2 separate regions of the Homo sapiens genome follow, and region 2 is linked to region 1. A link is a contact called in ENCODE Hi-C data. All regions are on one chromosome and are shown on one strand. Each heading gives the region's core, a stretch centred on a gene start or an enhancer-like site at or near the end of the contact. The rest is flanking DNA. Distances are from core to core; before and after follow the strand shown. Region 1 holds the start of LINC02265 (long intergenic non-protein coding RNA 2265). Region 2 overlaps ATP8A1 (ATPase phospholipid transporting 8A1).

What was found. A loop is a pair of places that touch in the nucleus more often than their neighbours do. Pooled maps may share reads with other maps.
Region 2: a map of GM12878 shows a loop between it and region 1 (7-fold over the local background). The contact joins the enhancer-like site here to the promoter of LINC02265 in region 1. A Hi-C loop is called at or near these places in 1 of 168 maps with a recorded cell type or tissue (GM12878), 5 of 37 single-sample maps with no recorded cell type and 5 of 50 pooled maps.

What each region holds. Positions count from the first base shown.
Region 1 is chr4:40,305,935-40,308,944 of GRCh38, reverse strand. It overlaps LINC02265 (long intergenic non-protein coding RNA 2265), which reads right to left and starts at 1,760. Exons shown (of 4, transcript NR_121641.1): 1 at 1,459-1,760; 2 at 617-668. RefSeq lists enhancers at 591-720, 1,291-1,340.
Region 2 is chr4:42,626,783-42,629,792 of GRCh38, reverse strand. It overlaps ATP8A1 (ATPase phospholipid transporting 8A1), which reads left to right. Exons shown (of 37, transcript NM_006095.2): 2 at 2,684-2,798. Among named protein-coding and RNA genes, the nearest start is that of ATP8A1, 29 kb to the left of the region's middle. RefSeq lists a silencer at 2,776-2,825. Within about 2 kb of position 1,437, at least 15 of the 41 ENCODE cell types and tissues checked have a DNase peak (open chromatin) inside an H3K27ac peak, as active enhancers do; they include GM12878, where a contact is called at or near this core.

The DNA.
Region 1 (3,010 bases), core at 511-3,010:
AATGACCCAATGAAGAAAGTGATATTATTCTCCCCATTTTCTAGATGAGGAAACTGAGGCTCAGAGAGGTTAAATATCTTCCTCAAGAATTTTCGCCAGAGCTGGGATTTGAACCAAGGTCTGCTTGACTTAGAAGGCAGTGGTCCTTGCTTTCTCCCGAGGAGAAGGGAGCAGAGATACCTAAAGATGCCTGACTCCCAATCCCATGGGAACATGCCCCCTGCGGGCTCACTTCCTCTCCTCTTTGTCTTCAATTTCTAAGAATGTCTTCTTTTCACTAAAACAAAACACTCCAGAATGCATTCTGCATGAATAAAGACTGCCAACTCCATGGCAGAAATAACATACCTTTTGGGAATGTTTATCACTTCTAAAATGATGATAAAGAAATTCAACAGTTTGTATTTCTGGACGAACTAGGGGAGAAGAGGAAATAAAGTATCTACAGAGTATCACAACACACCTACAGGAAGCTGAGCAAAGTAGACTAATCACACTGGGCCCGGAGGACGGCTGGTAACAGAAACCTCAACGTTTATCTGAAGTGACTGCTCATCCCCGGGCACCACGGTGACAGGTGTGATAGAAAGATAAAACCCTAGACTCTGCTGCTCACCTGCCGTTGGGCCTTGGTCAAGCCACTTCTCTCTGAGCTTCAACTGCCCCATCTGTAAGAGGATAACAATTCCGGCCTCAGGGGGTCATCATAGCAACAAATGAGGAACCTGTAAATTAGTGCGAAAACACCCCACTTACTACTACTGTTTTTAAATGATTGTGAGAGTAAAAAGGGCCTTCGTGTTCAGAACCCAATCAGCTTAGAGTGAATTGTAGCACTTGGCAAATACTGCCTTTTCTGCTTGGAAACTTCACTTAAAAAGAAAAAAAAAATGAGGTCAAAGAGCGATTCCTAAAGCAAAAGAAAATTGCTAAACTTTAGACTATTCCTGACCCCAAAGTCCTCCTTCAGACCATGTTTCCCCTTTTTCACTCATATCTAGCCCAACATGCATAAATCCTTGCTTCTACCAGAGGGCCACACAGAGGAATGGACAGACAGGAAGAGTCTTTGCCCAATTAGTTTCACTTCCTCCCTGGCACCCCATGGTCACAGCCCTGGAGAATTGTTTTCTGCGGCGCTGAGGGCTACATTTTCGTTTTAACCAGCGCAAGGTAGGCAAGAGACTTAAGTCAGAGAGCTTGATGATGTAATGAATTTGCCAGCTGCCAACGACACTAGGACCTCATCACATTTCTTTGTTTTCCTTTCTAACCCCAAATCTAGCAGGCATCCCTGTTCTCATTAACAAAGCCTCCTATTAGCACCATTGCTCCCTAACTACCATCGGACCTCACAGGGAGAAGTTCTGTATCGAGAACAGTAGAGCAAAAAGACAGGAGGAAAGCAAGTCCCCAACATCATGCAGCCCACATACTAGCTCTGGATGGCTTACGTACGATGAAATCTCCAAGATGCCTTCCAAAAACCAGATGACCCTGTCCTTTCTGGAACTACCGCCGTCCCTTGTAACTCTGTAAGCTTCATTTCCAACCTCATCCTGCTCTAACTCGAGCACAAACATAAGTCTGTAGAACCACAGTGGCCTTGGGGGCATCATTCTCTTTGCCTTGTCAACATTTCTATTTTATATCCCTCCCTGCTCCTGTCTAGAGGTTGGTACTCAGTCTCCTGAGACTCATCTTATAGATAGAGCTTGATGGACCACGGGGAGAGGGCATCACTCCTGCTACAGTCTGAATGCACACACCTGGGGCCCAGCTGCCCAACCTTCCACCGCTGAAGTTCAAACAGTTGCATCTTAGACAACTCCTCCACTTCTAATCAGCCCAGCATAGAGGGAGTTTGGAGGTGTCAGACACCCATCAATGGCTGAGAGAGAAAGAAATATAGTGAAAGACCTGTTAGCAGTTCTGTTGTGCCCAACAGAACTCTCATTTGTCTTATGTCTAAAAAGCTGGCCATTGACTTTCAACAGGATTTCACTGATGCTATTAGAAAATATTTTACCACTAAATGAAAATAAAGATAAACTGCCTTTCTGAAGATGCAAAAGGTAAGAGATAATACATAAAAATGCAAGTTGATCAAATTTCACTTGATGTTTGATGACCCTCAGTGTCCCAGAACATTGCTTTGGGAATTATTTTCTCCTTTGATCTTGCAGAACAGTGTGAATGGACATAGAGGCCATTTGTATAAAAGAGGAACCTAAGGACGTAGGGGAAAACAAAAGAATCTGTCAGGGATGGGAAAAGCACACCCATTTAAATATGCAGAAACCTTAATGCCAGTGTCTGGCTAGCTATTAAGCAGTAATTCCTTCTCTATCCCTTATCATATCTACCAGTTACTCTGCAAGATTCTTCAGTGTAAAGAGCACTGTAAAATGTATTTTTCAGATTTATCTCGTCTTTTTGCCAGATCAGCCCACCCCATGCATATCTGCCAGCTGCCTCTTACACAATCCCTCAGAGCCCACGGAGCTGCACTGTGGGCCCTCAGATGATCTGATGCAGGTATAGAACCCCTCCCCCACATTCTTTTCTTGCTAGCTTGCCTCCATTACAAACCATCTTCCTCACTCAGATATTTTCAATCCTGGTAGTTTTTGCTTGTTTGTTTGAGACAGGGTTTCACGCTGTCACCCAGGCTGGAGTGCAGTGGTGCAATCATAGCTCACTGCAGCCTTGACCTCCTGGGCTCAAGTGATTCTCCTTCCTCAGCCTCCCAAAGTGCTGGGTTTACAGGCGTGAGCCACTGCACCTGACTTCCCCAGCAGTTTTGACCGTGATCTCATTTGCCTCTTTCTCCTGATTAGGCCAGCATTAGAGCATCCAAGAGGCTGCATAATATGGAATAAACATAGGTCATTAGATTTAAATCAAAATTCTGGCTTTTTACTTCCTAGCGATGCAAGCTTTGTTGAGTTCCTTAACTTTTCTTAGCACTTCTGCTTTTTAAAAAAAGTTGCTATAATACTAAATCGTA
Region 2 (3,010 bases), core at 188-2,687, 2.3 Mb before region 1:
CAAAAATGCTAGTCTTTTTCCCAGGTACCTTCATCAGAATATTCCTGAGGATCTCTGAGGTCAAGTATGTTCACTGAGATATTTCTGAGAACCTCTGAGGTTGCTGTGCCTGTTTACTGCTAGCTTGCTGTCACCTGCTAGGAGTAAACAGAATTGGATACATAACAGAAGGTGATACCTGCAATCTCTGGCCTTCAAACATTCTGGGAGTGGGCTTCAGGTGCCTGATGGCTCTCCATGTCACTGCTGAGGAGACAGGGGAGAGGTGCCTACCAGCTCCACTGGCTGAGAGCCTCACTCCCTGCTTTCAGTGCAGATCTCCCTTCCTCAGTATCACACCTGGTCAGGGCACAACAGAGCGAAGCGTTCTGCATACATTCAGCTTCATGTACAATATCTTTCCAAAGCTTTTCTGTAATGCCTGGGTAAAGAAAGCCTATGTTGTCTGTGAAATCCTGTGCTCAGAGCCATCCAGTCTCTTCGATGGTCCTACCCCTGGCAACAGTTTACAGTTTAGATTTTCCCCTTCATTTTGGTGAGTTTTCTCTTTAAAGATCCCTTATTATCTGACCTAGGTTGGGCCCCTACTAATCCATTAGGATTGTTTTAATTACTCTGATTCCCACATAAGGGATGGGGTTAATTCCAGTCCCTTTAGTTCAAGGAAAATCCTTTGCCCCACAGAAATTCTTGAATACAAGTTAATATCTGAGGGGGAGATGCAGTATCCAATTGCTTTCAGTGGATAGCAATATCCAGTGCTCTCCCAGCAGCGTTTGAGACCTCAATGTAAGTAGGTGTGTCTGGATGGAGTAACACCCAGTTCCTCAGCTAAGGACATCCAAGGGCGGGGCCCTCAAAAGTCCCATTACATAAAGTAGATACAACACTCAAAAGTCCATTATATAAAGTAAATACAACACAACCTGAGAACATCAGCTCAGAGTGGAGTGAAGAGCTGGTTTTTTTGAGGCTCTCTCTCTAATCCAGAGGCGGGGAACAGCACACTCTGGTCTTCATGCTACCACGAAGGAAGACCTAATAAAGGACTCAATTTTTTTTAAAGATTGATCTCCCTCTATTCAATAACCCATGTGTGAAATTTCAATTATACAAAACTAGAGGGAAAAGTATGTGTTTAGAACATGGTGTAGGGAAACACTGTGAGCAAAGCTGCTGATTGGGTCTGAAACTGCAAAATGGGTGTGACAGAATCTACTCGGAGCCATGTGACCTCCAGGGTGATAAGGATACAATGTGCCTCTCACCCTGTGCCCCTCCTACTTGGAAAGCTTTCAGTGGTTGGCTGCCAAGCAGAGCGCAGGGTCCTCTGGGACCTGGCCTGCGTGCTTCCTCAGCGTGGTTTCTCGTCCGCCTTCTGTCTGTGCTCCAGCAGCACTGCCCTGTTTGCTCTCCCCTGCACACATGACACCGTTTCTCACACCCCAGTCCCTGTGCTCATGCTTCTCACCTTTGTAGAACACCTCAGTGATTTTCTGGTTTCATACTATAACAAACCCCACAGGCCAGCTTTTCACATAGTTGTTACCAGCACTTGGCCAACAGTTGTTTTTTCATCAGTGGGTGGAGCAGCTTTTCTTGCCCCCAAAAAACAGTCAACCACTCATTTTTCATTGGGTATATGTATTCGGCAAACATTGGGTACCTGCTGTTTGTTGGCACTGGTGTTGAGAAGATGAATAACACACCCTCTATGGCCCTAGGGAGTTCCCATTCTGGTAGGGGGAACCTGACTCAGGCAGCAACAAAACCTTCTGGTAAGTGTTTTGCTGAAGAGTGGGGAGGTTCAGAGGGCTGTGGAAACCCAAAGACGTTTTACCTAACTTGAACATCATAGAACACTTCAGAAGAAACCACATGTCAGCAGGTCTTATGGGAGGAGTTGGCATTGGCTAGGCAGAAAAGAGAAGAAAAATGGGTTTTGGAGATACAGTACTGTTGTCACCCCTTTGATTTTTCACTAGAAGACACAAAAAGCTGTTTAAAATACTATCTGTTGATATTCTGTTCTAGAACTTGTATGTATTTTTTAAAGTGTTTGTCAACATTGCAACAAAGTACCCAGTTGAATGTATCCTGTTGTTTCAATGATTATGAGATGACTTGAAGTGCTCTTGAGAAATTTAAAGTTCGTTTGTGAACATGAATTCTAACTGGAGAAAAAAATAGGTGATGATAGTGAGTTGGATCATTGTTGCAGTTCTCTATTTAAACCTTACTATTTATCTTTTCTTCTGTCTTCATCTGGGAAAAAACCCAGAAAAGTATTAAATGCATATGCTTTAATTTTTGACTATATTTTAAATTACCTTGTTAGTTTTACCTAAAACTGTAATTTAAACCAGTTTAAAATTAAGGTTTACTTCTGGGCATCTTTTTATATAGTGGAAGGAAAGAAGTTGAACACTTACGGGGGAAATGGAAAGTTGATGTTATGTCTTGTTTTTGATATGGCTCAGTTTTTACATGACTGTTAAATGCTGCCCTTTAAATCTAGTAGAAATGTTAAATATGGGGATGTTACTTTTTATTATAAAAGAAACAACAGTTAAGGGGAAGCAAGTAGCTTTTAACAGATTTCATATTCTAGACTAGTTATGAAATCTGTTTTTGGTCTGGACAATAAAACATTTCTTGTACAATAAGAAGATCTCTTTTTAAGGTTATGAGAAGACAGATGATGTTTCAGAGAAGACCTCACTGGCTGACCAGGAGGAAGTAAGGACTATTTTCATCAACCAGCCCCAGCTGACAAAATTCTGCAATAACCATGTCAGGTAAGAACTACCAAAGAATGCCATGAGACCAGCCAGCAGAGCAGAGCTGGTTAGGTCAAAATGAAAATGCTTGCAAAGAGCTTTCAGTGCAGTCAGTTAATATTTGAGAGCTCCCTGTTGGCAGTGTGAATAGGCTGTTTCCCCATCTTCTCTCCCATAGAGAAATATTCATAAGAATCTGGAAATAGCGAGGAGCAGAAAGAATAAGCACC